Linked DNA regions of Homo sapiens: all the other regions are linked to region 2. A link is a loop called in an ENCODE intact Hi-C map of the cell type or tissue named here. Cell type or tissue: Caco-2. All regions are shown on one strand. Each heading gives the region's core, and the rest is flanking DNA. Links, peaks and the distances in the headings are about the cores only. Region 1 overlaps AGPS (alkylglycerone phosphate synthase). Region 2 holds the start of IFT70A-AS1 (IFT70A antisense RNA 1). Region 3 overlaps AGPS (alkylglycerone phosphate synthase).

Evidence for each region. Hi-C counts contacts between places; a loop is a spot of excess contacts. Peaks named below come from ENCODE experiments on the same cell type or tissue, not always from the same donor. Only the 100,000 strongest peaks of a DNase experiment are listed, where the experiment ranks them.
Region 1: it touches region 2 in a loop (2.8-fold over the local background); 4 of 110 quality-filtered maps call a loop at or near these places.
Region 3: a loop joins it to region 2, with 20 times the contacts of the local background. A loop is called at or near these places in 56 of 110 quality-filtered maps.

What each region holds. Positions count from the first base shown.
Region 1 is chr2:177,533,113-177,544,044 of GRCh38, forward strand. AGPS (alkylglycerone phosphate synthase) reads left to right here. Exons shown (of 20, transcript NM_003659.4): 20 at 4,962-10,722. The coding sequence ends at 5,083. Among named protein-coding and RNA genes, the nearest start is that of IFT70B, 14 kb to the right of the region's middle. In Caco-2, for the core only: no CTCF peak of the experiment used is centred there; no DNase peak of the experiment used is centred there.
Region 2 is chr2:177,598,816-177,608,542 of GRCh38, forward strand. It overlaps IFT70A-AS1 (IFT70A antisense RNA 1), which reads left to right and starts at 4,245. Exons shown (of 3, transcript NR_198966.1): 1 at 4,245-4,358. It overlaps LOC124906098 (a long non-coding RNA gene), which reads right to left and starts at 5,862. Exons shown (of 3, transcript XR_007087317.1): 1 at 5,583-5,862; 2 at 4,928-5,091. In Caco-2, for the core only: a CTCF peak has its summit at 5,835 (motif pointing left); DNase peaks (open chromatin) are centred at 1,436 and 5,816.
Region 3 is chr2:177,484,458-177,495,389 of GRCh38, forward strand. It overlaps AGPS (alkylglycerone phosphate synthase), which reads left to right. Exons shown (of 20, transcript NM_003659.4): 12 at 8,691-8,742. Among named protein-coding and RNA genes, the nearest start is that of IFT70B, 63 kb to the right of the region's middle. In Caco-2, for the core only: a CTCF peak has its summit at 5,470 (motif pointing right); no DNase peak of the experiment used is centred there.

The sequences.
Region 1 (10,932 bases), core at 1,113-9,112, 66 kb before region 2:
GATTACTATAAGATAGAAAATTTGTTTTGCCTTTTAATTTTTTCAGTTTCTTTGACTGGCCTTTTCTAACAAAACGTATATGTTGATTATAATATTTTTCCATTGAAGCAATGTTGTAGTTAGAGTGTAAGAACATACTGTGGAAACCAACTTAACCCACAATTTAACTGAACATTAAACTATTAATATTTCAGCTGTAGCATAGGTTAAACAGATTTGAGAGCTGACAGAAAAATCTGTAGCAAGAAGATACTGATCCCTGCTCCCCACCCCACCATCCCCCCACCCCTGTGTGACTACAGGGGCCAAGCCCAAGACAAAAGGGCCAGGGACAACATTGTGTTGGCTGTCTCTTACCACATGCTGTACCTTTAGTAGCTTCTAGCCTCAGGTATATCACCAGGAGAGTGAGTATAGGTGGCTTGGATAATATCACTTAGCTTTGGATCTCTAAAGAGAACTTTTTCTCTTTGACAATTTTATGTCTATAACTTAAAAATAATATGTTTGTTAATCTGAGAATGCCTGTATTACATTATTACATTGTTACAGAATACTTTTATAGTTAGTTTCATGTGATTAGCAAACAGTTAATCCTGGGAAGAGGTTGGTTGTCCCCTCTAACACTACTTTCTTACATAATCCAGCAGTAGTTTGGTCAGATTAAATTAAATCTTGAAATACAAAGTCAATGCTCAGATCACTCGTATAAGCAGCTAAGTCTGGGTTTTCTTCTTAAAATCTGACCTATAGAATAGTGCTAAAGAGATATCCAGGATACTCAAACTAGAACTTTCAAAATATAGTTGTTATAATGGTTAGATGCTTTTTGCTTTGGCTGAAGTCTACTTCTGAGCTTCACCTTCAATGATCTTCTAAATGTATGGCCCATTTCATAATTTGTTCTTTTTAATAAGTCTATAATCTTTTTGACTTATAATCAAATGTGTGATTCAAAAAATTAAAATTTAGCTAGAGACCTCTGTGACCAGCAGACGCTGGATTTATCCCTTTTAGATTAGGACTGTTTGGTAGTTTCTGCTAAATCTTCAATCCGTTAAGCCTCAAAGAGTAGTTTCAGATAATTTTTGGTGGCCAGATTGGCCTCCATGTCCACATTTTCCATGTACATCATTTTATCTCTTATACCTTGCGTACATGTCTGTTCATTCATTTATGCTGTTGATCATACCACAACTTCTTTCTTGCATTCTTTCTTGAATCTCTTAGCATCCAGGGGAATAGTGAGCCTGTAATTTGAAAAACTGTACTTGAAAGTTTTCATATTCTCTGTTCCAAAAGTAAAGTTTTAAAAATGTACTATGTGTTGTGGAAGAATACACACAACTTGTTTGATCCAGTCTCTATATACATTATTAGAAATTAAATTGTAAAACAGTGAACTCCATTTTTAATTTAAGCACAGCCCCCCACCCCCCGCCCCATTAGTTTTCTTTCTTTTCTTTTCTTTTTTGTTTCTTTTTTTTTTGTGAGCTATGGAGTCTCGCTCTGTCACCTGGGCTAGAATGCAGTGGCATGATCTGGACTCACTGCAGCCTCAAACTTCTGAGCTCAAGTTCTCCTTCCGCCCAATCTCCTGAGTAGCTGAGACTGCAGATGCGTGCCGCCACATCCAGCTTATTTTTTATTTTTTTATTTTTATTTTTTTAGAAATGGGGTCTCACTATGTTACCCAGGCTGGTCTTGAACTCCTGGGCTTAAATGATCTTCCCACCTCAGCCTCCCAAAATGTTGGGATTACAAGCATGAGTCACTGTGCCTGGCCTAGTTTTCTGTAATATTCAGTATTTGGCCCATCTTTTTTATGTCTTATAAAATACATCTAAATACTTAAGTACTTAAGGAATCATATATTTAGAATAATAGAGAATTATGGAATGCAAGGTACTTATCTTGTTTTCAGAGATGGTGATCTTGGCTTTTTGTAGCTCTAGTGTTGACTCTCAGGCTAGATTTATACTTCTAGAGCATCAGAAGTCAAAGGAATATGTTGGGTCAGTAGCTATGAATATCCCACATCAGATGATTCAGGTCTAAAAAAGAAGAATAGGCTTTATGTGGTATGTGTACACATGCCTTTCAGTAGATAACTATCACATACAAGGTAAATTGAAATAGTTTTAGGCCACCTGTTATTTGCTGTCTTCAGTAATTCATTTTCCCTTCCTTTAATATGGTGTGCTACATAAGGGACAGAGTATAATTTCTTCCCTTTCTGAAAATGAGCTTTACAGGTGTTTAATAAGGAACTGCTATATAGTTGTATACCCATGTGTGTTAACATGGGTACAGATCAGTATGGTCAGCTAATTTCTGAATGCCCAGCAGTACAACTAAGAATTGTACAAAGGGCATTATTAGTGGTGGTGTTTAGCTCTGGAATAAAAATCTTGTACTTTGAAGTGTGTTTCTTCTCCAAGATTAAGGCCTGTGGTGTTTGTTGTTTTATTGATCCATGTGGGGTAACTACATAAGGTTCTCCAGAATCTCAAGAAGACTCCAATAATTGTCTTGTTGTTAAGGCATATTGAACGTTTTTGTTTGAATGTGTTTTCTACCTGTATATGTATCCTGTGAAGTAGTTGACTTAAATTGTTAAACAAAGCCAAAGATTTCTAGTACCTTTAATTGCATAAACCAAGATTTCTGACCCCATTTCAAATTCTGTTATCAGTGGCAGAAGAAGTGCCAGACCTCTGCCACGAAGGGGTTAAATGCTTTTATCAAATGTGTTTATGAGGGGCCACAGCTTTGTTGGCCGTACTGCCCTTTTTTTTTTTCTACTTTCTACTTCACTAATCAAATGTATATTAGATTGATTATTGTAAAAGTATAAACCATAGAAAATTTGACAAGATAGATGTGTAAATTATCCTTCTGACAGAAGTAATGATGCACTCCAAGCACCTTCTGTTTTCCAGCGCTTGGTGAGTGACTTCATTAAATATGCAATGGCTGTTGGGTGGCTTCTCAGACGATGGTTCAGTTCCTTGTGGAATTGCATTATTACTAGAGGTGTAAAACCAGGCAGACAAGCTAGCTGTTGGGCATCCTGCTGAGGTTCTAATGTGCTCCATCTTGTTGGAGCAGTTGTTTGCAGTCTTTTCAGGACAATTACATCCATAACCACAGGATACATTCAGTGAAACTGTATTACAGATAACAGTGGAGACTGGTATTCACTGCTCGTCACCCCTCTCTCTCTTCAGCTGCCTCAGTGTGGGCAGCTTATAGTAGTATGGTAAAGCCCCTTTTACCATTCACAGAGTAGTTGTTTAAAAAAAAAAAAATCCTGTGGAGCAAATCTGGAAAAAACTGATTTTTAACTTTTTTAAAAAGTGCTTAAAATCATAGAATATTAGAGTTGAAGAGACCTTATAAAGTCTAATCCATTTGCAAGTGAAAAAACAGGCTGAATCATAGTCATGGGCAGTCCCTTAGGAGATAATAGAAGGTCCTGGTAGAATATCTTTTAGGTGGTAGAGATTGCAGGAATAGGGATTTATTTACTCTTAGCTTCTGGTTTTAGAGCTATCTCAAACAAAATTTTTCATTTTGAATTTAAGGTTTTTTTTCTGCTGAACTTCATTTCCCCCCGTCTTAATACCAGCAATACCTTTTTATTTCTGAAAGCCAAGCAGATAATTTGCTTTCTGAGATTATCACAGTATTTATTATTTTGATGACAATTTGATGGTTTCTTAGAGAACTGGACACAAAAGATGGTTTTAGTTGAGCTCGAAATGGTATTTAAGGTTTCCAAAAGGCAGATGCTATGATGTATCACTATAGCCTAATAAATGGGAATGCATTATAGAATGACAGGCTGAATACTTTAATGAAAGAAGGTTTCCCATTTCAGTTGGTCAATTAAATCACTGTTGATGACTTTGGATCATTAATGAACATTTGTAGAAAATGACCGTTTGAATTCAATTAGTATGATAATAGGTTTTTTGGAGAAGTACAAGTACAAATAATCCTAACTGTAAATTAAAAGATTTATCCATTTTGCCACAGATAAGTTAGCATATTGCTTGCTTTTTAATACCAGAGCAAACTGACATTTCAGAATTCTTTTACAGATTAAGTACATATTCTTTCTTACAAAAGTTCTACTTACAAAAGGTTATGTTTTTCATTGAGTACCTTTTGAAATATAATTTATGCTGCTAACCATTATGTTACTTCACTATTCTCAGAACAAATTAGCAAGACCTAGAAACAAAAAAAGGGAACTTTGTACAGTATGTAAAAGCAAAAGATTAAGTTTACGATGGATTAGGTATTTGATTTATTTAATGCCTTAGGAAAAAAATTCTAAATCTGGAAAAACAGTAGGAAGAAAGTAACCATTATTTGGGAACATGCAAATTTATTTAAAAGTACTGTGAAAAGAAAATGTAAATAGAAGCTTAATAGCCAGAATTTTTTCTTGAGCCTATTAAAGTTTCAAATTTTCTTATTATTTGAAGCCTTTATGTTCGTTAAAATATTTTAAGGATATATATCCTGTCATTTTTGCTGAATTTACCCAACAAATTCGTCTCAATGTGATGTTTTTCTTTAGTTAACTTCATTTTCTCTAAAACTTGGGTGTGTTTTGGTAGTTAAGGCAGAGGTGGGTTCTTTCGAAATGCACGTTTTTCTCATTTTGTTATTTGTAAAATGGGCTATAATCTCTGTCCAAGCTTCCTTCAATCTCCATTTCATAGTTTACAGAGAAAGGAGACACTGTGGAGCACAGACTTCCCCTGGGAATACATTGGGCTTAATGAGCTTGATAGTCTGGTGGGCTCAATAAATCAAATAAAGCAAAACATTTCTCATTTTTGAATAAAAGCATTTATCACACAGTGTTTGTTCACTCATGGTCACAAGATTGATTGGTTCCCAGTATCATAGCATATATTGAAGCATTTTTGATTTTGTTTTTCCAGTGGGCAAGTTACGGAAGCAATGGCTAAAGGAAAGTATCTCTGATGTCGGCTTTGGGATGCTGAAGTCTGTCAAGGAATATGTGGACCCCAATAACATCTTTGGAAACAGAAACCTTTTATAAATCCATTAGTACCATTACAAAAAAATGTCAATTTTTTTTTTAAGTTTTCAACTGTGGTTATACTAGTAATCAAATATATCATGGACTATATTTTGGATACATTTGTTTCTTTGGTTTAAAATAAGTTTGTTTTCATTCTGTAGTTTGTTTTGTTTCTACATCTATGGATTGACAGATAGTATTCCTAAATCTCTCTCATTGTAGGTACATCATTTTACATTCAGCGGTTGTCATTTCAAATTTTAGTCAGGCAGCACAAAGCTGTCAATTATTCCAGAGGAAGCTGCTGCCAGCTGTTTTGTATTGTTGCTTCCTCTTGGGGAACAAAGACAGATTTGGTATCATTGATTGCTCAGCTAGCCTCTTTTTAAAAGAACGTTTCTGGGAATCAGATGTCTAGGGAAGGATTCCACTGAGGAGTGATACACGTGTACATTGTTTAAGAGCATAGTCTAGTGTGAGTAGGCCATTAAGGGGAAGGATATTCATGAAAGAATTTAGGCAACCTGTTATTTAGAAAGCCTTCACGTCTGTAAGGTGCTTGGCCTACTTTTTTTTTTAAATTAGTATACATGCATAAAACCTTGTATCATCAATATACAAATTATTCTGTTAGGGGACATGTTTTTGTTCTCCATGTTTCTGTTTCTATTGTGGTATGAGTTGTATTTGTATCACTGAGATAACCTATTGTTATATTCTAATTCATTGATAATATGTTTTGTAAGAAAAGCTGACATCCTTCATTGCAAGTGAAGAACAGGTTTACCATGAAATGAATGCCTTTATTCAACTTAGAGTCCTAATGTTTCTGATTTCACATTCTTGTTGCTGAAATGCAGAAGAAACAGCTACAGCAAGAGCAGAAGGAAAACTCTTAGACTTAATGTCTCCAATTGCAAGAATTGTTTCACTAAAGAAACAGTCATCATTCAACTACTGAATTTGAAAGCCTCAGCAGTTTCAATGACAAAAATCATTTTTGATTTTTTAAAATTAATCCCAATGGCATGATAAATTTTCATATAAAAAGTAAAGTTTCAATTTAGTTTTTAATAATGGTTTAATGCCTTTTTTGAATAACTGGTTTAACCTAATTTTTTTTAAATGTAATGTATTAATGCATATACCATAATCAAAAGTTTGAAATATCCTGTTTCTTAAATAATGAGAACATTAATCACATTTAGCAAGCATTTGTACATTCAAACCTGGATATTAAAGTGAAATGATTACTTTGAATCACTGTCTGCCAAGGTTCATGATTCACATTTTGAGATGGATTCTTTTCTTAATGCAATACCTAACTTTTGATAATTTTTTAAAACTAATATTTGATCAGATAATGTAAGTCAAAATGCAGACGATCCTTTAAAAGGATGCATTGTCTGTGTATGTAGCAACAGCTCCAAAGTATTTTTGGGCAGTTTGATACCTTTTATATCTGAAGTAGCCTTAACCAGAAAAATGGTAATTTAAAATTGACAAAATGATATTTTTAAGACTTCAAAATGATAAATAATTTTTAACTATTAAAATTGGCCTCAAACTAATAAATCTGTAATTAAATTAGAATTAAATATCAGTTTAACAACAAAATGAAATATTTATTTTTTAGAAGCTGCCTCTCTTCATTGGTCATTTATTTTTAATTATAAAATTTCCAACAGATCTTTGCTTTAAGCCCTTGATATTTGACCTAGTTGGACACTTGATGAGGAAGTTGCCTCTAGAATTATAAAAATCTCAGCTTTATAAAATGCATCTGTTCACGAAGGTAATTTCTTTAATTGGTGATCAAAATATAAAATTAAGGTACTAATGTCTCACTGGAAGTATATATATATATATATATATATGTATGCATGTGTGTGTGTGTATATATATATATATATATATGTATATGTTTCTGAGTAATTTTTAAAAAATAAAACAGGTTAATAAGAAGATCCATTCCTTTGCATGTGATTGTTATAACATTCTTTCCCAGGGAGTTCAATTTCAGCAACCTCAGAAATCCATACTTGATATTAGGAAACTGTAAATGTAACACCTGAAATTATTATGTTCACTATTCTACATGAACCTTATGGAAATTCATGATTTATGTCTTTGTTTTTCTTTTTCCAAGTATATGCAGGACTCCCCAACCTTGATTTTATAATGGTGACTGCATTTTGTAGGTGGAATCATTTCTACCGAAATCATTTTGAAACACAAGAATATTGATCAGTACTGTTTCACTCTGATTTAGTAAATCAGAAAGCCTCCCCCTACCCCCAGCCCCCACTTTCACATACCTTCTGGGAGGTGCCTCAGTATAGACTTGGTATCTGTGAAGGACTGAGTTCATGAATATGCACAGAAGCACTTAAACCATGCCTCTTATTTCTATAATATCTGAAAATGGCTTCATAAAAGTTAAGTCAGGAGAACACTGTTTACATGACACTTCTTAACTCATTTTTAATGTTTATTTTTAATTTCAAAAACTTGTTGCCTATTTGGTTTTCAGTACTGCATAACACTGACTTTCTTAAATTAGTCATAGTTGCAATAATTTACTTAAATTTGGTAATGTCACATTTGGGTTGGGGTTTCAGTGGGAATAGTAACTTGCCGCTAGTGAGAAATGGCATTGAATACTAAAGACTCAATATGAACAGGCTTTATAGACCCTTAGAGAAACTGTTGCCTTAATGTTTGGTGCAATTTCTAGTAGTGCATAAGTGAATTTAGTCTTATGATAAGTAACTTTGAGCTGTTTTTAGCTTAGTAAGAATTGTGGAAACCACATGTTTATTGTGCCCATCATTTTACACAAAGAAAAGAGGATTATATTATTTCTTCTAAGGAAGTAGGAGTTTTCTTCCTAAAAGTGCTTACATATTGTAGTACTATTACTTAAAAGTTATTTATGAAGTTGGGAGCCTTCTAGTTTGCCTGTGTTGATGTATTTTGAAAACAAAATTGCAATAAAGGATGAGCTTCCATCGGTGTGTATGGTATACCAGATACAGATGGTTGCAAGGAAACCTTTTCCCCCACTAGAATAGTCTATTAGTAACTGCTAAGTCCTAGCTTGCATTTTTGAAAATGCCTTTCTGCATGTTAGCACCCAGACTTTCCTTTGTCATATTCCTTTATAGCTACAACTTAACTGTAGCTTATCAGAGAAGCTCTGTAGTCCTACACTGAAGTGTGTTCCCTTGGCTGTTCATATGGGGCTGGGTTTGGTTGAACTTCCATTCTGTATAAATGCTAGAACACAGTTACTACAGATTGATTCACAAACTGCATGTGCTGGTGCTTGAGGCAGCCAAAATGGAATGCTGTGGAAAGCATATCTATATCTTAAAAAACACTCAGACAGGAGTTAAGGACAGCTTTAATAATTTTTTTGTTTACCACTTAATCTTTATCAACTTTGATTTTAGTTAGGGCTTAGCTCATGGTTGAAGAAAAGTGGAAAATAACAAGTGCCCATTTAGGTTTGAAGAATCCAGAATGTTTTACCTTTGACTTTATGAGTTATAGAAGCTTGGCTTTGCTCTAGGCTTCATGTTCCCAAATGAGCCATCTGTCAGTATATTCACTTAATTCTTACTAATTTCAGTTTCCTGTAAAGGAAACAACTTACATATTGATGCTTAAATCCAGAAAGTGTAAAAGGTTTTCTTAAACTGTTAAAATATAGTGTCTGATATAAAGGATGTAAGTTACTCAGCTTTCTGCTCCCTAAGCCAAACAGTGTTTGTCTTCAGTGTGAAATTTAACTGTAAAAACTACTTGTAATGTCAAGAGATTATAGATCATATTATTAATAAAATGGACCTGGGTCTAATATTTTTTTTCTTCAAAGGGAGTGTGAAGCTGTTTATTCTTTTATTTGCATATGAGTTTTTCTTTTAGTTTTAGTTTTTCATGTTCATATTTCCACTGATTTGAAAACACAAAATTTATTTTTATAATTTTGTTGCTTGTAGCATAATCAAGTGCAAAATCAAGTGCAACCTACTTGTGACTAAATCTCTTTGGATTTATAGCTGAGGATATTGTTAGCTAGGTTTTGTCAATCCCTAATCATTTTTTAAAATCAATGCTGTATTCCCAGGAGGCTTTGAGACTCCTATGAACCTGAAGCACTCCCTTTTGAACCTTGGAAGATCCTCAAAGAGTGAGCACTCTTGTGCTCTTCTAATCATAATTAATTCCTTAACAAATCAGAGTAAGGACCACTGACATATAGAACCCTCAAGCCAAAGAACCATCACAGAATTTAGTAACTTTAGTTCTGTGAACATGAAAAGATTTCTTTTTTGGTTTCCAAAGGAGATTATTTATTTTTCCACAAGGAAAAACATCTTGCAGAGACTCTGAATTCCAAATCTGAGTGAGAAAGAAAAGGAAAAAAATCTGTTTCATGGTGGATTTCTAAGCAACATATATACATGTTTTTAAGACAACCTTTTGTTGGCAGTGTTTTTCCTGAACACCATATGCACCCTAGGAAACATGTTTTTCCTTTAATCTTGTTCACATATCAGAAAAGGACATGAAATGCTCATACTGGCATACAAGTTTCTATAAGTAGTTATTTTTTGAGCTACTTATACTATATCCCCAAAAGCTCACAGTGCCTTGTTGGGATTTTTTTTTTCCATGAACTAGCCATTATTTTAAATGAGTGGGAGAGGGTAAGTCTTTAGACAGAGGTCATTCAGCAGTTCAAGACTATTCCTCTTCAAGAACATGTCAGGAATTAAGCAGTTATATGTGGAAACACTGGTAATTCTTTCCACAGTGTTGTTTTGGATAATCTGTTCTAGTATATTTAACTAATTGTATGGTGGACCTGTACTCTGATACACATCGAATCAGTCAATGGGATTTGTATGTGCTTTTCCTTCCTACATTTTCATTCCTACTGCCCCAACCTAGTAGCCCTAAGTTGTGGCTTGGTGGGTTTGGCATTGAGCCTCAAGACACTCACTACATTCTTTCTGGATGTTTGCTCACAGGCTCCCTGAGGAGCAGAACCTGTGGAGCTGGGGAGTGCGGGTGGTTTCTATTCCTAATATTGTGTGTCAGTCCTTTTTCGTGTGATGGTGCCTTCAGAATAACGAATATTTCTGTTCTGGACAATGATTAAATCTTATGAGAAATATATGTAGGTTATATTAATTCTTGTCCATTTTTGCTAAGCCTGTGAAATACTTTGGCTCTGATACAACTTAACTTGAATAATATCTTATCCTGAGTCTTCCTCCAAGGCAGTACATATTCCTGCCAGGACTGTAGTAATCCTTTGGGAACTACATGTGAGTAAGCACTTGTATGTAAGCCATTATACTGCTGTAACTAATGCATACAAACAATTCTTCTCTTTACATTTATAGTCTAAAAGGGGATATGCAGTGGGAAGGAAAATTCCTGAGAGATTCCAGCATAGCTTTGTCAATTCCGACTGAGCCATACTGTTTTCCACAAGGGCTCAACACATAGTCAGTATTCCGTGCTTTCAGTGTGTGTTCAGATTCTCCTCTTACTGGTTTTCTTAGACTGTATTGTTCTATAAGCAAATGCCCATGTGTGATTTTTAAGATGTGCTGGGGAAAAATAAATCAATACCACAACCACCCATTGTTATAGAAATTGTTGTTTATTTCATATTGGTTCTATTTAACCTTTATTGACAGCATGCTATACTCGGCCAAAACAAACAGGATACACTTTGTGCCCATGAGTACCCTCTCCGGTAGTGAAGGGCATGTGCAGATACTGATTTTATAATGGTGATTTTATATGCAGATATATGCAGATTTTAATGCAGATACTGATTTTATAAC
Region 2 (9,727 bases), core at 1,426-9,425:
CACAGATGGAAAAAGGAAGGTTCAAAGAATGAAATGGTGAACCTGGTGCCCCAGCCTACAGCCATCCAGGCAGAGACATCCAGGGGCTACACTGGGGGCCTTGGGGACCCAGTAAAGGGATTAGTTTTTGTGTAGTTGAGGTGCAAAAGCAATTTTACTTCTCTTTGTGCAAGCATCAGCTTGCTCTATCAAAGGGCTTCTCCCACACTTTTTGAAGCAGCAAGGGAAGAAAGTAAGTTGTAAGGGAGCAAGTGGCAAGGGGAAAAGGTACTCAGCATACTGAGTGCAGAATCTAGTTTGCCCTTGATGGTAGTCAAGGCTATTTCAGTTTCAGCACGTACTGCAGAGATCAGCCAGGGTCACCTCAGAACTGCCTGGAGGAAGCAGCTTTGATACTGTTCAATTGTTCTCAGACACTGCCACCTTTGTTCACCCTTTGCAGAAAAACAGGCTTTTTTCCTAGAACTGCCAGCCTTGTGGTCATGTGAAGGCAGATTTATAGGAAGAACCTACATAGCCTTTTATGAAGAAACCCCCTCTGACCTTAGGAATTGGTGAGATGCAGAATTGTCCTATTCTGTGAGACAGGGGACATCACAGGTAGATGCTGTGGTGGCCCTGTTGTGGGCTGCTTTAGTCCTGAAATAGGAAACTGCTCTCTGGTAGAGACATAGAGACTTCTCTGACATGTACCTGGTTACCTGATCAGGTCTCAGTGGGCCCGCTACCACGCCTTGGGGTTTTGTGCTCTTTGGTTCTAGCTGCAGAATCTAGAAGTATAAGCTAGTGGTTAAAACACAAATCCTGGAACCAAAGTGCCAGTTGTTCTATGCTTACCAAATGTCTGTGGTGACAGAGGTGTACCTTACCTGAAAACATGGGGCTACTAATAAAATCTGTTTCATAAGGTTGTTGTAAGAATTAAATGAGGAATTATTTGCAAAGTGCTTAGAGTTGTGCCTGGGGTGAGGCAGGTGCTCTGTCCCAGCCCAGCTCCAGCCAGCCTCTTGCTGCTCCCTGACAATGTTTCAGTTACGATAGTGGTGACATCCCTCCTTCCTGTGTCAACTGTAACTCACTGTCCCATGATCCCCCAGGAAGATGCACAAACCAAGAGGCATTTTGCCTTTTGCAGTTTAATCATGGATCTTTTCATGCTGCAAAACAACCGGGGTTTATAGGGACACAATACATTTTAGTTGAGTTTATTTACATTTTTGACGTTAAAGCAAAAGTGGCACCCCCAAAATTTAAACAGGCAAGAAAGACTTTATTCAAGGCTATTGCAATAGGGGAGAGAGGCCAGAACTTTGTCTGAATTCAACTCCACTGGAAACAGTGTGTTTTTGAATGCTGGAGTGAGAGGGAGATGTGTGAGCTATCTGTGTTTGCTAACTGGCTTTACCCAAAGGAAAGCAAACTTCTCATATCTTTATGACAGGTGGTAGTTTTACAACTTGGAGCAAGGCACCCACTGAAGTTAGGTTCCTGTCATTCCACAGGATATGTTATGAGGCTCAAAGCTATCTTCTTTGATGATTATATTTCAAAGACATGGATCCTAGATCCTTGACAAACACATTTCTGGGTAGTAAAACTGGCAAGGGATGTTTTAAAAGATTTACGTATATCTCAAAGGAGCAGAGAACAAATTTACAATTAAAAGTTTCCTAAAGAAAATACAGCCTGGCCAACATAGTGAGACTCAATTTAAAAAAAAAAAAAAACAATAGTCACGCCTGCTGGTGCGCTCCTGTGGTCCCAGCTACTCCAGAGGCTGAAGTAGGAGGATCACTTGAGCCCAGGAGGTCAAGGCTACAGTGAGCTATGATAGCACCACTGCACTCCAGCCTGGGTGACAAAGCAAGACCCTGTTTCAGAAAAAAAAAAGCTCTAAGAAAAGAGAGGTCAGAGCCTCAAGTCAGGAAGAAGCCCGTCTGAAGTTTAGTTACGCTGAGGGAAACATTAAGGCTATCTGTGTCCTTGGTGTTTTAGAAACTGGGTGGTGATTTGCTCCAGAATGCCCCTTCCAAAGAATTCCTTTTGAAGGTGAACACAAGAAGTGCAGGGCCCCTGCTAGGCCACAATAGGAGCCCAGCTTCTTTCAGTTACCTGAATGTCCAGTCTCAGCCCTTTCCTTTTTCAAAGGGCAGCTAACTCTCACTGACTGAGAAAGGAGACAGCCTCATTCTACTTTCTGTCTTGACCTCTCTGAGTCCAGGTCCACTTGATAAGGTGATGTCCCTCCCCTGGACCAAAGATTGACACTCTGCCCCTTCAGTTCATCCAAGGTCATGTGGTTTGGAAAAACCTATATAGCAGAGGAAAAGTCACGACCCTGCTAATTAGGACTTTGCCCTGAATGTCAAACGGGATGCACTTTAAAGATATAAGCCTGCTCACAGGAAAAAGACCCTTTGTGGATTCCTACTCCCAACCTAGGTCACAACTAGCCCATCAGCCTTCAGGTGCACACCCATTCCTTTCAGGAAAACTCCACTCCCAAACACCCCTAGTCATTTGGTCTGCAGAAGCCATCCAGGACTTCGACCAAATGGTTAGTGATGGCTGTTCCTATTTAAACCTCACGAAACAATAAGGTGTGTGGTGGTCGGGGGGCGGGGGGCATTTCTTGTTGCATGGAGAAGGGTGGGTCTGAAGTCTACTGGTCAGATTTATTTTTCAATATTTCTACCAGGGTGAGCTATAGGCGTGCTCATCCCTTCACCTCTTATGCTGTGTCTGCCAGTCTCATCCAATGGCCACATTCATTTTCAGGAAAAATATAGTTTATTACTTATTTATTTATTTTGAGACAGAGTGTCGCTCTGTCGCCCAGGCTGGAGTGCAGGGTCACAATCTCGGCTCACTGCAAACTCTGCATCCCAGGTTCAAGTGATTCTCCTTTGCCTCAGCCTCCTGGGTAGCTGGGATTACAGGCACCCACTACCACTCCTGACTAATTTTTGTATTTTTAGTAGAGACAGGGTTTCACCATGTTGGCCAGGCTGGTCTTGAACTCCTGGCCTCAAGTGATCCGCCCACCTCGGCCTCCCAAAGTGCTGAGATTACAGGCGTGAGCCACTGTGCCAGGCTCTGGGATGATAGCGTTTACATTGATATTGAGAAGTATTTCCCAAATTTGCAAGGTACCTTTCCTCTTCTCTCTCTCCTCCTTTCCCCCCTTGGGGCATTAGGCCCCATTTTTGTATAGGACAGTGTTTGGTTTCTTTCCTGTTCTGCTCTGGGAGGAGAGCAGGGGAGAAGAAAATTATTGCTAGAATATTAAAGGAGCTATGTTACCCAAGGGCCATTCTGATCCTCCTCCGGGCCTTTTGTGTATGGGGCTAGAGTAGGGAGGTTGCCAGTTCTTGCTGTGTCGCCCATGGGGTTTTGGCTCTAGAAATGCTACAGAGCTGTAGTTAAATTGTATTTTACGCATTCAAAGGAGCCACTTTCAAATCTTAAAGCAGACCCTGACCTGCAGAAAATCAAATGTTAAAAATCAACAGATGTTTGAGCAAGAGGAAGTACAACACTGAAGGTCTCTTCGTCGTTTGCCACATACAAGGCCTATGAGGGTAAATGTGGCATGCTCAAAGTAGCACAGATTTACACTAATGTTTTACCCAGGCAAAGTTTTCAGAAGAACTCAACTACCTTTAATGTTGATTCTAAAAGGGTGGTGTGTTCTTAGAGCACCCGTGGTAAAAAGAGTATGAAGCTCTGGACATTTGGGGAAGAGACAAAGAACCTGCTGGATTGTCTGTGCAAGACACAGGCGCTGACCTGGAGCTTACAAGAGGTGAAAGGACTAATCTGCATGGAAGGGACCCACACTCTGCACTACAGAACACATGGGAAGACACAGACCCAACTCACAGCAAGCCACATGTTGCCCACAGCAGGCCAACAGGCTAAGTATGTTGAAAGGGTTAACCATAGAGCAGTAATGTAAGAAATCTATGTAACAATGTGAACAGCCTCATAAAAAACGCCCAGCCAAGACCAGCTACATAGTTTTCAAAGCCCAGTGCAAAATGTAAATGTGAGGTCCCTTGTTCACAAATTATTAAGAATTTCAAAACAGTGACAGCAGAGATTAAACCAAGCACGAAGAGGATCCTCCTATGTGTAAAGCTTTGTGTGACTGCACAGAACCCACATCCAATGAAGTGAGCCCTGTGTCTCCAATAGAATCAATCCAAATGTATATCATCAAAACACTCTAATGCATTGATTTTACTTAGCAGGAAAGACCTTTGTCCTCTCCACAGAGCAGCTATGTCAACAGAAGGAAAAGAGATGGAGTGGACCTTCCTGGGATCCAGGCTGAACAGGGCTCTCCTCACTCTAAGGTGAAGACTGTGATTCTCTGTCTCCTTCTAAGGTGACGGGGTTCCTATTTTAAGCTATCTGCCAGTATGTGTGTCGGGTCTGAAGTTGTGTTGGTTCTGTGAAAAGGTTTCTCTTATACATGATTTCTTTCCCATGTCCCCCTTTCTTAGCAAACACATTGCTCTTTAAGAGATTCAGGGAAAAAAAATTTTTTGGCAAGTTTTGTGGGCTTTTATTAGATATACGCTGTAATTTCAAACTGATTACATGATGTCTGGCTTTCTCTGAACCCCAATTCAATATCCTGAAGAAGGGGAAGCTTTATTGCAAGGCTGAGGCACACACCAGGAGTGGGGTCTGGTGGGAAGTGCTGGCGCTCACGGGTCTGCTGATTGCTCTGGCTTCACCCCCTAAAATCTCTGGCTGACTGCGGATCCTTCACCTCTGCATTGCTTTTTACATGGACTTTTTCATCCTTCTGAATTATGTTTATTTTGCAATTATAAACTTTTTTTTAAAAAAAGACAAATCATTCACACTGTTACAACCTTAATATGCCAACTGTTTTCACTTTTCCACATTCTCTTACCGTCCTGGATTAACGTTTTGATCGTTGCATTCATGCTGGAATTATAAATTTTTGTTCCGGTATAGTCGAATTTTAATGCCTTCTATGCTCATAAAGTTAAAAATCATTTACAAATTTAAAGAACAGAAAGGAACAATAAAGCCAAGAAGAGGCCTTAGAATTGCCTGCAAATAGAAGATAAAGATTATGCAACAGTTATAAACTTTTTTCAGTAAAAGACAAATCATTCATAATTCTACAACCTTAGCACTCCATCTGCCTCTAAATGCTTAGTGGCAGTGATCCCAATAGAATAGAACTGAAGTGATTTTAATGGTTACCTATTTTATAGAAAAGAAAACGGAGTCTCAGAGGTTAAATGACCTGCCCAAAGTTGCACAGCCCCTAGATGCAGTCAGGACTAAAGTGGGCTGTGAAGGACTTTTTCACATAAGCTGAATAATCCTATTTCCACACTAGTAAGTTTCTGTGGGACATAAGTTCTTTGAGTGTCTATACTTTGTGGAATGAGAGAGTTGGAACAGATGCTTTCAAAAATCTTTCCAACTCTAAAACTTTGAATCCAACTCAAAATGAACACAATTGGATCCCAGCCTAGTCAGCCCAGGATTACCACACACATAATGAAAAATGTGGTAATGATCAGAACACTCACGATTTTAACAAGATGTTTTGTGCAGTGGCTAACTGGATTCTTACAAAAGCTGAAGGCTGGATCTCAGACTGCACTGTGACAATACATCCGCTGTCAGACAGATCCACAGGCTGGTGCTGACACTGTAAAATGACTAAGTCAGAGTAAAAGGAGGTGGTGGTCAGCAAACAAATGGAGGGGTGATCCTGTTTCCTGCAAAGATCCTTGAGCTTAGAGGACTTTCCAAGCAGAATAAGGCCCCCTCTACTGGTAGGATTTGTCATCCACCAAAAAGTCAGAACTTGTTAGGTTTGTGAGAAATGGGGGAAAAATCCTAATATCAGAACAGATTAGAGTGGTAAGGAAATGTGAAAACAACAACAAAAAACATAGTTTATAAAGTTTCAACTCTTCAGACAAGCAAATACAGCTCTAGAAAGTTTACAGTTGTTTTCCAATACATTTGTTAGGCAGCATTCTCCCAAGGAAATTTTCACCATAGGTGGTGAAAATATCTGACTAAAAATATAAAGCTAGCTTTTTGAAAATAGTGAATCAATGTAAATAAAAATCACACTTTTGATCAGCGGAGAGTAGGATTCTCCCCACACTCTCTCATGAAACTCTTTCATTTGCCTTTACCAAGATTTCTTAAACTTCAGTCATTCAACTATCACTGTCATGCTTCTTGCCATAGCCTAGTACTATGTGTATTATTTAATATTTTTCCTTCAATAAAACCATTTTTATTTTAGCTTCATCCTAAGCAATAGAATCCATGAAATTTCAGGTTTGATGTGTTAGGTATATATGTGTTTGCGTATGTGTGTGAATGGGTACATAAACCATACACACGATAAAATAAATACATGGCTCTTGAAAAATGTTCATCTGTGTGCCAAATTCTTCTCCATTAATTATTGCATGCGTGTAACATGCTTTACAAAACACTGAGGTAGCACCTCATGTTTAAGTCATGTAAATACGGTAGTCATAATTTCATCATTCCTTTAAAGGCAAGTTGTTGATTGCCTTTCTTCATCTGGTCTTGCCCTTCTGCCTTATCCTCTTCCTTGAGGCCTTTCTTCATCTCTTTTCCATCCTTTGACAGTCATTTGGTTTAGTATTCATATTTCTTTTCTCCAGTGTGGTGAGGAAAACGTCTTTCTCTACTGCCCACTGGGGACTGTGCCTCATTTGACACTGAACTCAGGGAAACCACATTGAAACAAACTGGCATTTGACAGGATGAATAAAAAGACCTTTGCATCCTTGTCATCTCCTAGGAATTGGGGCTTGAAGAATATTGAACAGTGATGTTATTTCTATTTCATCCTCATAGTCAGCCTTCTCTGAGGAAATGGCACATAAACACAGAAAGACCAATGTACAAAAACATGTTTAATAAATTATTCCTTGAGGAACAGAATAGAGTCTGTTTTTGTTTGGGCACTGTGAAGGCTGAAGTACTTGCAGGGAAGAATGGAGATGAGAAAAAGGCTGATCTTCATGAAATCGTTTCCTTTATTAAACATTCCTGTGGAATTAATTCATGCTCTGTTTCTTCAGTAAAAAAAGCGACCATTATGCATTTATGGCTGGATCAATACAATTCCCAGTTAGTTATAACTTGATACTGCTGTGAACCCCCAATTATTTACAGTGAATTATCTGTATTGAAGCTGACCCACAAAAGATCACTTTTGAAACGTCTTGTCATTGTAATCTGTTTTCTTGGCTCTAACCTATTATATCATCTCTGTTAACACTTAATAAGAAGTAAATAACCTAGGTTAGGCATGGTGGCACATGCTTGTAATTTCAGCACTTAGAGAGGTCAAGATGGGAGCCTCACTTGAGGCCAGGAATTCAAGACCAGCCTGAACAACATAGTGAGACCCCATCTGTAAAATTTAAATTTTAATTTTAAAAAGAAGTGAATAAACAGCCTTTCAACACAAAATATTACACTTTTAAGCAACTTTGGACCTAAAGAGCTCAGAAAGATTTGCTTCAAGTACAATCCATTTTATATTAAGAAGTGCATTACCTAAAGTTATATAGAAAACTCTTCTCCCAAAGGAAAGAACTGCAGCGGCTAAATTTTCATTTTGGTAACATTTGCATAAGAGTTTCAGAATCATATGGAAGATTTTTACCAAGTAGCCCATGATAAACCAAACATGGATGAAAATGAAAGTTACAGCAGAAATTTAAGCATATTCAATTCTAACAGCAGCTGATCCTGAAGACTGAAAAGCTAATACAAGACTCTGGGACCCATGTGGAGGAATGGGTTCTCTGCATTTACCGTGGCTTCCCAAAGAGGTTCTTTCTGATGGCAAACAGATGGAAACCCCATAGAGAGGCAGATTACCGCTGTGACTATCACAGGGCTACATCGTGCTTTGGAAATGACATCAGCCAGGAAATCAGTGACTGGAGTTTCAGATTTCATAGAAGGATTTTGCTTCGTTTTTTGTAGGCCCAAAGATGGCAGGAGGAGGCAATAAATTCTGCCTTAGAACCTCTCCTGGTAGATGTTTAAAGAGATTATAGGAGTAAATCAACTGTCCCAATCCCCTGATGTGATGTGGACCATCCGGTTTGAATTTTAATTTCTAGCGTCCTTCTTTTAGAGAACCGAAATAAGCCAACAACTCAGAATTAAGTTGGGCCTGATAAGTGGAATGCAATGCTGAGGGGGATTATCAGGAAGACCTAAAGTATTTACTTTTTATGAAGCTTTTCCCTTAACCAGATTTATAGCTGGAAAGGGCCAAGACTGCAATAGTGCTGTACATAGATTAGCATTTCTCACCAGAGAATAGATTAGGTTGTCTCACTTCAACGCTAAATCCTGCTGTTGTTTTCATTCTTTCATCGTTACTGAGATTTTACTGAAATCACCTTTGTGAATGTGGAGGAAATTCTAAAACTGGGGAATATGTTTTCTGTGACTTGCTGTATGCATTGGTATTTACCTTGTGTTTTTGCCAAGAAGCAGTAAGCAAGGTTTAGACTTAGTTCTTTGGGTGGAACAATTTAACTCTCTATTTAACTCTACATAAGTGAATGCTCTTCCAGTGAATTCATATCCAATTTTATGAGTAGCTGTTGCAATTTCAAAAGACTTGATGAGCAGTTAATGCTAATGAAGTCAAGGTTTTGGGTAACATCTTTACAAAGGTCAGTTAATTTTGTCCTACTCACCTGAACTTGAGGAGTGACGCTGGGTCTCAAGGAAGACATACTCCCAGAGTGTTTGGGAATACGCATAAAGATTCATCACCCTATGAACAATAGTCAAAATGTATGGCGTATATGTGATGCCAAAAGAAATTCAATGACACTTTAGATGATGAGGCATCCTTTATTTAAGGTGTGTATGTGGGAACTACCTCCATAGGTATACAGGACCACTGCAATGCGATTTTGCGGTAGGGAAGAGTGATTGGGCTTAACTCCACATATAGCATGGGCAAGTGGGAATTTATAGCCAAGGAGCAGGGTGGGGATCAATGGATGGAAAAGTACTAAGAGCAGACATTAGGGCTAAGTGGGGATTCTGGCCAGACTGACATAATAGGATTCTTGCTGAAAGCAGGCTGGGGTGATCAGACATACCTGAGGAATGGTGGAGAATAAGAGACCCAGTAACATCTGGAGGGTAATCAGATATGAAGGAAGAGGGAGTCTACTAAGCCAAGGATTCTTGTTAAAATTGGACAGTGCAGGCCGGGCACGGTGGCTCACGCCTGTAATCCCAGCAGTTTGGGAGGCTGAGGCAGGTGGATCATGAGGTCAGGAGATTGAGACCATCCTGGCTAACACGGTGAAACCCCGTCTCTACTAAAAATACAAAAAATTAGCCGGGTGTGGTGGTGGGCACCTGTAGTCCCAGCTACTCAGGAGGCTGAGGCAGGAGAATGGCATGAATCTGGGAAGCGGGGCTTGCAGTGAGCCGAGATCACGCCACTGCACTCCAGCCTGGGTGACCGAGACTCCGTCTCAAAAAAACAAAACAACAACAACAAAAAAAAAACTGGACAGTGTAGGGACAAATACGGAAGTCCAAAAGTCAAGGCCTACTTGAAAAGTTCAGGGGAGCCTGAGTAGAGTTCTGTCAAAGAGAAAATCTTTTTCAATGGTGTTTTCTGGGTGCT
Region 3 (10,932 bases), core at 1,565-9,564, 110 kb before region 2:
CTCAGCCTCCCGAGTAGCTGGGATTATAGGCGACCACCACCAAGCCCAGCAGATTTTTTTGTATTTTTAGTGAAGATGGGATTTTGCCGTGTTGGCCAGGCTCGTCTCGAACTCCTGACCTCAGGTGATCCGCCCGCCCCGGCCTCCCAAATTGCTGGGATTACAGTCGTGAGCCACCATGCCCAGCCACAAAAAGTGTTATTAAAGAATTGTAGTTCATGTCATTTCTTGTTCAAGTCTTGAATGACATAATTCTAATTCACCATTATTGCCTCTAATTTTATGAAAAAAAATATGAATGCCAAATTAGATTTTTCCTTTCTGAGACAGGGTCTCACTTTCTCATCCAGGCTGGAGTGCAGTGGCACAATCACAGCTCAACGCAGCCTCTCAATCTCCTGGATGCAGGTGATCCTACCACCTCAGCTTCCTGAATAGCTGGGACCATAGGCACACACCACTATACCTGGCTAATTTTTTTTTAAACTTTTGTAGAGATGGGATCTCCCTGTGTTCCCCAGGCTGGTCTTGAACTCCTGGACTCAAGCGATCCTCCAGTTTAGGCCTCCCAAAGTGTAGAGATTGCTGGCATGAGCCACCATGCCCGGCCCCAAATTAGATTTTTTAAAAAATTACAGAAGTTATAAAAGTAGTTTGGATTTGTATTTATTTTCAACAAAAGATCTCAGAGAGGTCGTGTTCAGTCTGTATTGACCAACTCTGCCCCTTCAATAATATCTCCCCTCTATAGAACACAGATTTAGTACACTCATAAAGCTTTTGATTAGATGTGTGCATATTTTGTTTTCTTGATGCTCCATCTACTTTTCCACACTGCAAATACTTACATGTAAATCTATCTTAAATTTCATTAATAAGAAGTGATGTACAAATGTATCAAAATACTAAGTTTATAATTTCATTACAATGGAAATGTTGATTTCCAACATTTCCGCCATAAATAGTTGGTGTAATCTGATACAGTTTTTATTACAATTCGATATGCCCCTGATAGAAAGTGACACAGAAGACCTACTTGTGCTATTGAAAAGCAAGTATGGAATTTTCCTTCATCCTTGCAGAAATCAGTGAAACTTGTCCTTTTACTCATTTAAAAAAATTCTTAGGATGTTCACCCAATGACTATAATCTAAATTCACTACACAAAACTATAGTGAGCCAGGTGCGGTGGCTCACATCTGTAATCCCAGCACTTTAAGAAGCTGAGGCAGGCAGATCACTTGAGCCCAGGAGTTTGAGACCAGTCTGGGCAACATGGCGAAACCCTGTCTCTATAAAAAATACAAAAATTAGCTGGGTATGGAGGCATGTGCCTGTAATCCTAGCTACTCTGGAGGCTGAGGTGAGAGGATCCATTGAGCCCAGGAGGTCGAGGCTGCTGTGAGTCGTGATCGTGCCACTGTACTTCAGCCTGGGCAACAGAGCAAGACCCTATCTCAAAAAACAAACAAAAAAAACTGTATTAGCTATATATCTTGGAACAAAATAAAGATAATGATTGATAGACAGTGCTACCATGTGGTTAAAAAAGCAGGTCGTAAAGAAAGGTCCTTTCTAGTCTATAGCTATGACAGTTCAGTTCTATGTACTTAATAATTGACAGTTTTTAGAAATACAAATATTATGGACTAGAAAGTTTGTCTTACTTGAAACTGATTTTAAAAGTCCAGATAGATAATATTCTATTCTCGAGCATTGCTCTTAATAATGGAGCAATTGCTAAGAGTAGTTACTGGGATTTGGATATCTAACAGTTTTGGAAACCTACATATTTTACTTCTATTATAATGCACATGTAGAGAGGCATTAATGTTTATCTTACCTGGAAATGGATAAAAGGTTTTATAATGGTTTAGGGAAAGTTGTATATTAGTTTGTAGAACATACAAGTCTCATATGTCAAGAGTGGTACAGTATTTGCTGCCTTCCTTTGTAATAGTGTTTTCAGGCAGAAAAATTGAAAAAATCAGGTTTTGGAACTAGTCATTGTTCAATTTGGGATTTGGAATTTCAGTTGATAGCAGGGGAATTAAGATCCATTAAAGTAGATGGTACATGGCTTATGATTGTGCCAAATTCTTGATTGAATAATGAATTGGTTGCTTGTAATTCTTCACTGTCATTTTATAGCACTTCCATCTTTGCAATATTTTCAGATTCAAGTTGCTTTTGAAATGGGAAACTGTAATTTTGGATAAATATCTTTTGGGAAAGAACATACATGACTGTTCACAAATAGCAAAGTGGGCTATATGTATATTTTTATTACTATTCTTACTGAAGGAAATAAATTAAGCAACCTTATACTAGCATTAGAAGGATTCTACTAAAGTCTCTCATCCGATCTTTGTCCATGTGAGCAAGTATCCTCTTTCAATACTTCACTGCCTTGTGAGAAGCTAGAAAGGAGGATTTAGTGGAAGATTAATGTGATTCTTTCTCATAAGTGGCAGTCCAGTATAATCTCCTCCTTTATTCAGTAGATGGGTAAATGATTTTTAAGACGTTCTCAGAAAATACATTTCCTGCTGTAGCCTATGAAGAGGAGGAAAATAATGTTTTTTAATCAGCATATCAGTGTTAGATATAACGTGTTATTATTCTCTAAAAGAGATAAATAAAATTGTTAGTTTGGAAATAACGATGTCTTTACAAGGTTAAAAGGAAAACCGAGTGTTAAAACAAGCTCAGAAGCAGTTTCTGAAGCTTGGGTTTTTTTTGTTTGTTTTCAATAAAAACTTAGGAGTAGTGCCCTATGGTATTTTGAGAGGAGCATTTATTCCAACAAGAGGAAAAACTGTATTTGGTATTGATTAGTACTCATTCCTCTCAAAACTCTTCTCAGTAAAACCTAGTTTCTTCGAACTAGGTTTTTAGAATTATAGATGAAAATGCAGCTTTTCTTCCCACTACCTTTTGATGGAGGGTAATTTTTCCTTCCTTCTATCACTTTTATTTTAAACAATTTTAAACTGATGAAGGTTTGGGGTTTTTTGTTTGTTTGTTTTAATGATTTTAGATTATAATTTGGGAAGACATAAATTTTATGAATTGTTCTGTTTTAAACTTAATTTATCTTGGAGGAGTTCAAATAAATTAGAAGGAGTCAGGTTTAGCACTTACCTTATAAAACACTTAAAACTTCTTTTTATTCAACAGTAATTCTTGGGAGTATTTATTACATAGAGAAACTGAAATTATTTTAAATCATTTTTTTTGTGTCATGCGTTTTTTTCTCTGAAGCAGAGAGAATAACCCTAGTCAAGTGTTTGGTTAATTGGATCATTTACTGTTTGATCCAGCAAAATTAAGACAGTTATGAGACATGTTCTCTACCAGAAGCCACTCAGAACAAGTTATTATACCTTTACTAAACTGAAAAACTATAAAGTTATAATTAGGAGACTGGCATTATCTTTTGGTCTTTTCCTTAATATAAGTGGAGGGCAATATTCACTCCCTATTATGTATTATTTTATTCTTTAAAACCAAGCAACAATTGACTTGTCAAAATAAAAAGTTCTTATTGTTTATCATACGGACTCCTAGCTGTAAGTCAGTATGTCATCTCTAAGATGACCAACCAGTAATAACTGTAGCCTTAAATAGTCTATCATTTCATCTGTGATACCAACTCTGACTTATTAGTTAGAAGAAGAATTTGTCTACATTTTAAGTTTTTATGTCCAGAAATTCACATTTAACAGATTATCTTTTTTTACATAGCCTTTTTTGAACTTTTTTTTTTTTTTGAGACGGATTCTCTCTCTGTCACCCAGGCTGGAGTGCAGTGGTGCCATCTCAGCTCACTGCAAGCTCCACCTCCCAGGTTCATGCCATTCTCCTGCCTCAGGCTCCTGAGTAGCTGGGACTACAGGCGCCCGCCACCACGCCCTGCTAATTTTGTTTTTGTATTTTTAGTAGAGACAGGGTTTCACCGTGTTAGCCAGGATTGTCTCGATTTCCTGACCTTGTGATCCACCTGCCTCAGCCTCCCAAAGTGCTGGGATTTGAACTTTTAAATTAATCAATTTTGTTGTGTGCCTTATTTGAGGTAGTGTGCTCTTAGCTTGATAACCAACATAATGCAATGGATAGTATGCAGTTATATGTGGTTCCTCACTTCTAGTGAGGATGTTGCATATTATGATAATTTTTTGTGCCCAAATTTTTGTATAGCACATGGAGTTTAGTATTGAAGCATTTGCTTCTGATACAACATGAGATTGATAGTCTATTTCCAAGGTAGTCTCTAGGCTCAAGAATTTGGGCTGTTCCAGAGTCTACATAGGATGTGGATTTACCCTTTGAGGAAACAAATGTTTTCAATCAAGTATAATTCATTCCTTAGCCATGGACCAGAGTTACATGGCTGCCATTCAATGCTTATACTTTTATAGTTTATCCTTATGACATTACGTTAGCAGAAACCCCTCAGACATGTGAAATATATGTTAATGTTGAATTTATTTTGCTGGTAACTAGTCTTTTAAGAGGTGCCTTCTCAAATATGTCTCATCTGAATTGCAAGTTCTGATTTTTTCTGTGACAAGTAAGAGCTATGACTTAGTTTTAGAAAAACCAGTTTTGCAGAATATTTTGATGTTTCTTTTTTTTTTTTTTTGAAACGGAGTCTCGCTCTATTGCCCAGGCTGGAGTGCAGTGGTGCGATCTCGGCTCACTGCAAGCTCCGCCTCCCGGGTTCATGCCATTCTTCTGCCTCAGCCTCCCCAGTAGCTGGGACTACAGGCGCCTGCCACCACACCAGACTAATTTTTTGTATTTTTAGTCGAGACAGGATTTCACTGTGTTAGCCAGGATGGTCTCGATCTCCTGACCTCGTGATCCGCCTGCCTCGGCCTCCCAAAGTGCTGGGATTACAGGCGTGAGCCACCGCGCCTGGCCAAGGAAATATTTTTAAATAAAATGATAGGATTGAGAAATATGTTGCTTTTTAAGTTAGTGCAGAGAGTACTAAGTAAATAAGACTAATCAGAATAGTTTTTACTATTCAGATTATGCAATCAAGTAAATTCCTGGTTGTAGCATCCCTAAAGGGAAGAAATTGCCAGCAATTTGACTAAGTCAGTCTTGTATCCATGTTGTGAAGTCATCGTGGTTATTTATTTCATTATTAAAGTACAAAAAGTATACTGATATTTCTGTATTAGTCCATATCAGGTTTCATATAGTTTCAGACTATTAAGTATAAAATATAGTTAGGTACAAGTTCGATGATTTGAGAGATTCTAGTAAGGGTACATTTATCGTAGCAGGAAAGAAATCAATTATTTCATTAGCTCAGTTTTAGTAAGCAATTTCTGTCTGAGTATTCTTGAATTCCCTGAATTTATCATTAACCCATCATTAAAATTTGTAAAAATATTCCCTCTCAGGTTAGTTTTGATCGCTTACCAGCAGGGGTCACTTTAACTCAAGGACCTTTTTCCCTCCTTTACAAAATCTGTGGAATACTCTCAGCCCTGCATTAGTAAATAACATGGGAGTGAATTTAGAGCTCAAATTCTCAGAACTTGTGCTGTCTCTGACTTTTGAAGGCAATCTTTTGTGGTTTTTTTAAACCTACCAAATTAGTTTTAAAGCAGTGGAAACATAACCTAATCTTAACTGTACATATAGTAACTCAAATTGATGTTGTTTTTTAAGAATAGTAACATTATTTTGATCTCTTGATTATAGAACCTTCCATTTAATTAACTGTAGTGGTAACTTTTAATTATTTGAATTATAAGAAATGTTTTCAGCTTTATATATTTAGAATGATGTGCAGTGATTTACAAATATCAATTACCAGGAGATCATAAACCAACCTAGATGCTATTTTTGAGTGCTTTACTTATATAAGCATTTAGTTATGACAATAACTGAAAAACTCTACTGACTTTTTAAAAATCTGGTACTATTGAAGTATGAGACTTTAAAACCGTTGGTTTGAATTAGATAATTTCAAAAAAGTCCATGTTAAAATAATTTAATATCTAAAATTAAAAAAATTCTTTAGCTTATTAGTTCTGTTTTGATAGTGTTTGTCTGTTACCATCTACTATTCCTCCTTGATACTAATAGGAATACTGGATAGCTAGCTTATGTGACTTGATTATCAAGTTAAAAATCACACTCAATATAATTGAATATTAGTTGCTATATGATACAGCAGTTGCCCAGGAGCTTTCTTGCCTTTTTTCCAGCTTTTTAATTTGAAAATTTTAAGCATACAGAAAATTTGAAAGACTGGTACAGTGATCACCTGTCTATCCACTTCATATATTCAACAATAATTAAGTTTTTGCTCTGTTTAACATGTACGTGTATATGTTTTTTGGACCATTTGAAATTAAGTTGCAGACTTTTTTTTTTTTTTTTTTTTTTTTTAAAGACAGAGTTTTGCTTTTGTTGCCCAGGCTGGAGTGCAGTGGTGCAATCTCGGCTCACTGCAACCTCCGCCTCCTAGGTTCAAGTGATTCTCCTGCCTCAGCCTCCCAAGTAGCTGGGATTACAGGCATGCACCACCACGGCTGGGTAATACTGTATTTTTAGTAGAGATGGGGTTTCACCATGTTGGTCAGGCTGGTCTCGAACTCCTGACCTCTGGTGATCCACCGCCTCAGCCTCCCAAAATGCTGAGATTATAGGTGTGAGCCGCCATACCCAGCCTAGGTTGCAGACTTTACAGCACTTAACCTAAATACATCAGCACCGTCTCCTAAAGACGGAATAGTGTTCTTCTTTATAACTACAATACCATTTTCATGTCTAAGAAAATCAGTAGGAATTTTTTTTTTTTTGAGACAGAGTCTCGCTCTGTCGCCCAGCAGGCTGGAGTGCAGTGGTTCACTGCAACCTCTTCCTCCTGGGTTCAAGCAATTCCCCTGTCTCAGCCTCCTGAGTAGCTGGGACTACAGGTGTGTGCCACCATGTCTGACTAATTTCTTTTTTTTTTTTTTTTTTTGTATTTTTAGTAGAGATGGGGTTTCACCATGTTGGCCAGGCTGGTCTTGAACTCCTGACCTCGGGCAGTCTGCCTCCCTTGGCTTCCCAAAGTGCTGGGATTACAGGTGTGAGCCACTGCGCCTGGCCAATCAACAGTAATTTGTTAATGCCATCTAATATTCATTATATAAGATTATTCCAGTTATCTCCAAGATATGTTTTATGAATAGTGTTTGCAAACCAAGATTTAATCAAGACTTGCATATTTTAATTGTTTTAAAGATTAAATACCCATAGAAATTTACTACACTAAATGTAATATACTTTCCTTCCCCCCCCCCCCCTTTTTTTTCATTTTGTTTTGTTTTGTTTTTGAGACAAGGTCTTGCACTGTTGCCCAGGCTGGAGTGCAGTGGCACAATCTTCGCTCACTGCAAACTCTGCTTCCCAGGTTCAAGTGATTCTCATGCCTCAGCCTCCCAAGTAGCTGGGATTATAGGTGTATACCACCACGCCCAGTTAATTTTTGTGTTTTTAGTAGAGACAAGCTTTTGCCATGTTGGTCACGCTGGTCTTGAGCTCCTGTCCTAAAGTGATTTGCCCACCTCAGCCTCACAAAGTGCTAGGATTGCAAGTGTGAGCCACTGCACCCATCCCCTCCCATTTTCTGATATATGTGTACTTACGTGAATTGTTTTCATTAATAATACTTGCCATTGATAAAGGTGCGGTAGAATGTGGTTGTTAGCAGGAGATGGAATTTACAAGTTGCTGGTAGGAACTTAAAATGTTTTTGTTATGAATGACAGAGTGGCTGTTACTGTCTCATATTTTACTTATGTGCTTAAGCTAGAATATATAAATATATATGTTATATGTATATTCTACTTATGAAGAAAAGAAATTTGGTCTAATCAGGCTTTGTATATTTTATTAGAAGTCAATGTGCCCACTTTATGAAAAACATTTCAGATTTGTAAACGTGAAGAAAACTGATTTTCCTTTAGTATTTTTGGAAACTGGTAACGTTTTTAGAAGTATCAACCCAACTACAAAGATACTCTTATGCCAATATTTGAAATTACTCAGGTAGTACATTTCTTTAACATTTTTAAACTATTATACATTTAATAAGACTACAAAATAGAAAATAACATAGTTTTAATGTAATTTTTGTTTGGAATATGATAAAGCTGTGTGTGCATGTGTCTGTGTTTTAAGTGATTTTTGGAGGCTGTGTGGTTTGCCTGAAATAGTGCTCATCTAAAAGTCAGAATGTCTTCATCTTCTACCTTTACTGTGGATAAAATACAGTATAGTTCATAAAATGGCATAATACTTGAGGCACTGGATTTTAGTTTTAGAAACATCTTTGTTCTAAAATAATCCACTTTGGGGTCTGGTATTTCTTTTAGGATATTCTCATATGTCTTTGCCAGACATTAGGCAGCTTTTTCTGCTGATAAATTTAAAATCTGTTAACTTATGTTTGTATTTATTTATCTATATCTGTAGATTTCTTCTCTCCAAATATTTTATAGAAGTCATTGATATTTGTCTTCATAAAAGTATATGAAAAGTTAACTTTTTTTCCTCTGTAAATCCTTAGGAACTAAGCTCTTGATCTCTTAAATATAGAAAGATAATATTCACATTCTACCTGTCTAGCTTCTTACTGTATTAAATTTGTATCACTTTTTTTTTTCTTTTTAAAACAGAGATGTGCTCCGGCATCTATTCGCCTCATGGACAACAAGCAGTTTCAGTTTGGTAAGTAAGGAGTGGTAATTTTAAAATGTCATTTAGCCACAGAAATTTATGAAACATCAGTAGGAAGAGTACGGAGTGCAGAGGTAGAAAGAACGTCAGTCTTGCCTTTCAGGAAGATGTCAGTCTAATGAAGATAGACAATTACATAAATGAGTGAGGGTAGCAGTGTTGGAGGGCCTGTGAAAGAAGACTGCACTGGATACCATGGGCTGCAAATGAAGGAATTGATTCTTCTTGATTTTGCTTGAGGATAAAGAGTCAGAAAAGGCTTTTATAAGAGAGATGCTTGAGCTAAATCTTCAAAGGTGAATATAAGTTTGCCTAGATGTCTCTTCTTCTTCTCAACCAGACTTCTTCACTTGGCAGCAAAAATGTGAAGGTGTGAAACTCAATGATGTGTGTTAGGGGACTTCAAATTGTTCTATGTGGCTCAAATAGAGGGTGGGGTTAGAGTTGTTACATGAGATAAAGTTGGTTGGGTGGGCTAGGGCTTTGCAGGATAGATTTGGATTTTGTCTTGTCAGCAGTGGGATTTCTTTGAAGAATAAAATCAATCAACTTTACATCTTAGCTCATTCTGGCAGCATTGTGCAGGATAGATTAGAAGGGTACATGCATGGAGGAGAGACACTAGGAGATGAAACAGCTCAAGAAGCAAAGTTTGAGGGCTTTGAGCATGGCAGCAGCAATGGAGATAGAGAACGGATGATAGATTTTCAGAAAATCAGTTTGCTAACTGGATGTGGAAGGCTAAATAAAAGGAGGAGTTGAAGACAACACCTAGACTGATTTGATTGGGTAGATTAAATAACATAGAAGAATGGGTGGTGGTCTTGGGAAAAAGATATGATAATGGGTTGTAGTTATATTGTGAAATTTACTTTGGGATTTAAGTTTATAGAATTTAAATACCCTCAAAACAATTCCTAAAATCATGAGAGTGATCGTTCAGTAATAAATACTAAAGGCAAAGATAGGCAGGCTTTTGTCATGTCTAAAAGTAAGCTGAGATTTTAATTTAGGGAAGCATGGTTATAGTTACATAGAAACTTAACTAAAGTCAGGTTCGTAACATATTAAGAGTTTTAAAATTACATTCTTCTAAGTTAGTCATAATTGTTTATTTCTTTAAGTAAATTACTTTCAAAATACTATACTACTGACAAAAGTTTAAGATAAATATGTTCTATAAGTAATGAAATACTTAAATCAAGTGAAAAACCACTTGTGTGTTTTGGCCTGCATTTAAAGATCTAGGTCTTAAAGAGAGCCATGCATCTAATTAATAAGACTGTGTTATTCGTTTATATGTTATTGTTGTTGTAAACAATGTTAGACCTAGGCATTTGTAAAATTAGTTATGATTTGGCCATACTTATTTATAATTGGAGTCCATAACAATTTAAAGTGAAGGTTTAAAGAAAGTCTTCCTGTCATCCCTCTTCCATGTTCTCATTACTATACCTGAAAACATACTTACTTGCTCCCCTCTAGCTTGCTCCTGTCTGTGGTATTATAGGTTCTACCTTCTCTAGTCTTTACTGTGTCTCCCCTCTCTCTGCCCTTTACTTAGCCACCAAAGTGATCCTTTTGAAATACAGATCTGATCATGCTTTTTGGCTGTCTATATAACCTTTTTTATTTCTCAATTTTAATTGAAGCCTTTACATTAATATATCCTGCCATGGCTTCATGATCAAGCAAAAGAGGAAATAATGCTTAGCACAACAAAAGGTGCCCCAGACCCTGCACTAACCGTATGGCTGATTGGTCGGTGTTTATACCACATTGGTTGTTAACAAAGCACATGCCATATTATTAGTTGTTAATATTTTTAATATAATCTCTACTTCAGGTACAACTCTTAATACATTATATTGACATTATCTAATTTTAGTATATTGAAATGATATATATCATTGTGTATATTGAAATAATCCAAAGATGTCCTCTATAAACCAAAGTTTCTCGAATTTAGGGTATGTTTCTTAGTCATTTTTCTATCACCTGCACTTATCACGTAATAGGCATTTATATGTTGATTCAATTAATCATCAAATTGGCAAGGGGGTGAACAAATCCTAGATGGCATAGTGCTGATTACATTGTCAATAGCACACTTTATAAAATTCTATTCATGACTGTTCGTCAGAGTGGTATCCCCACTTTACAAATGACTCAAAGACTCAT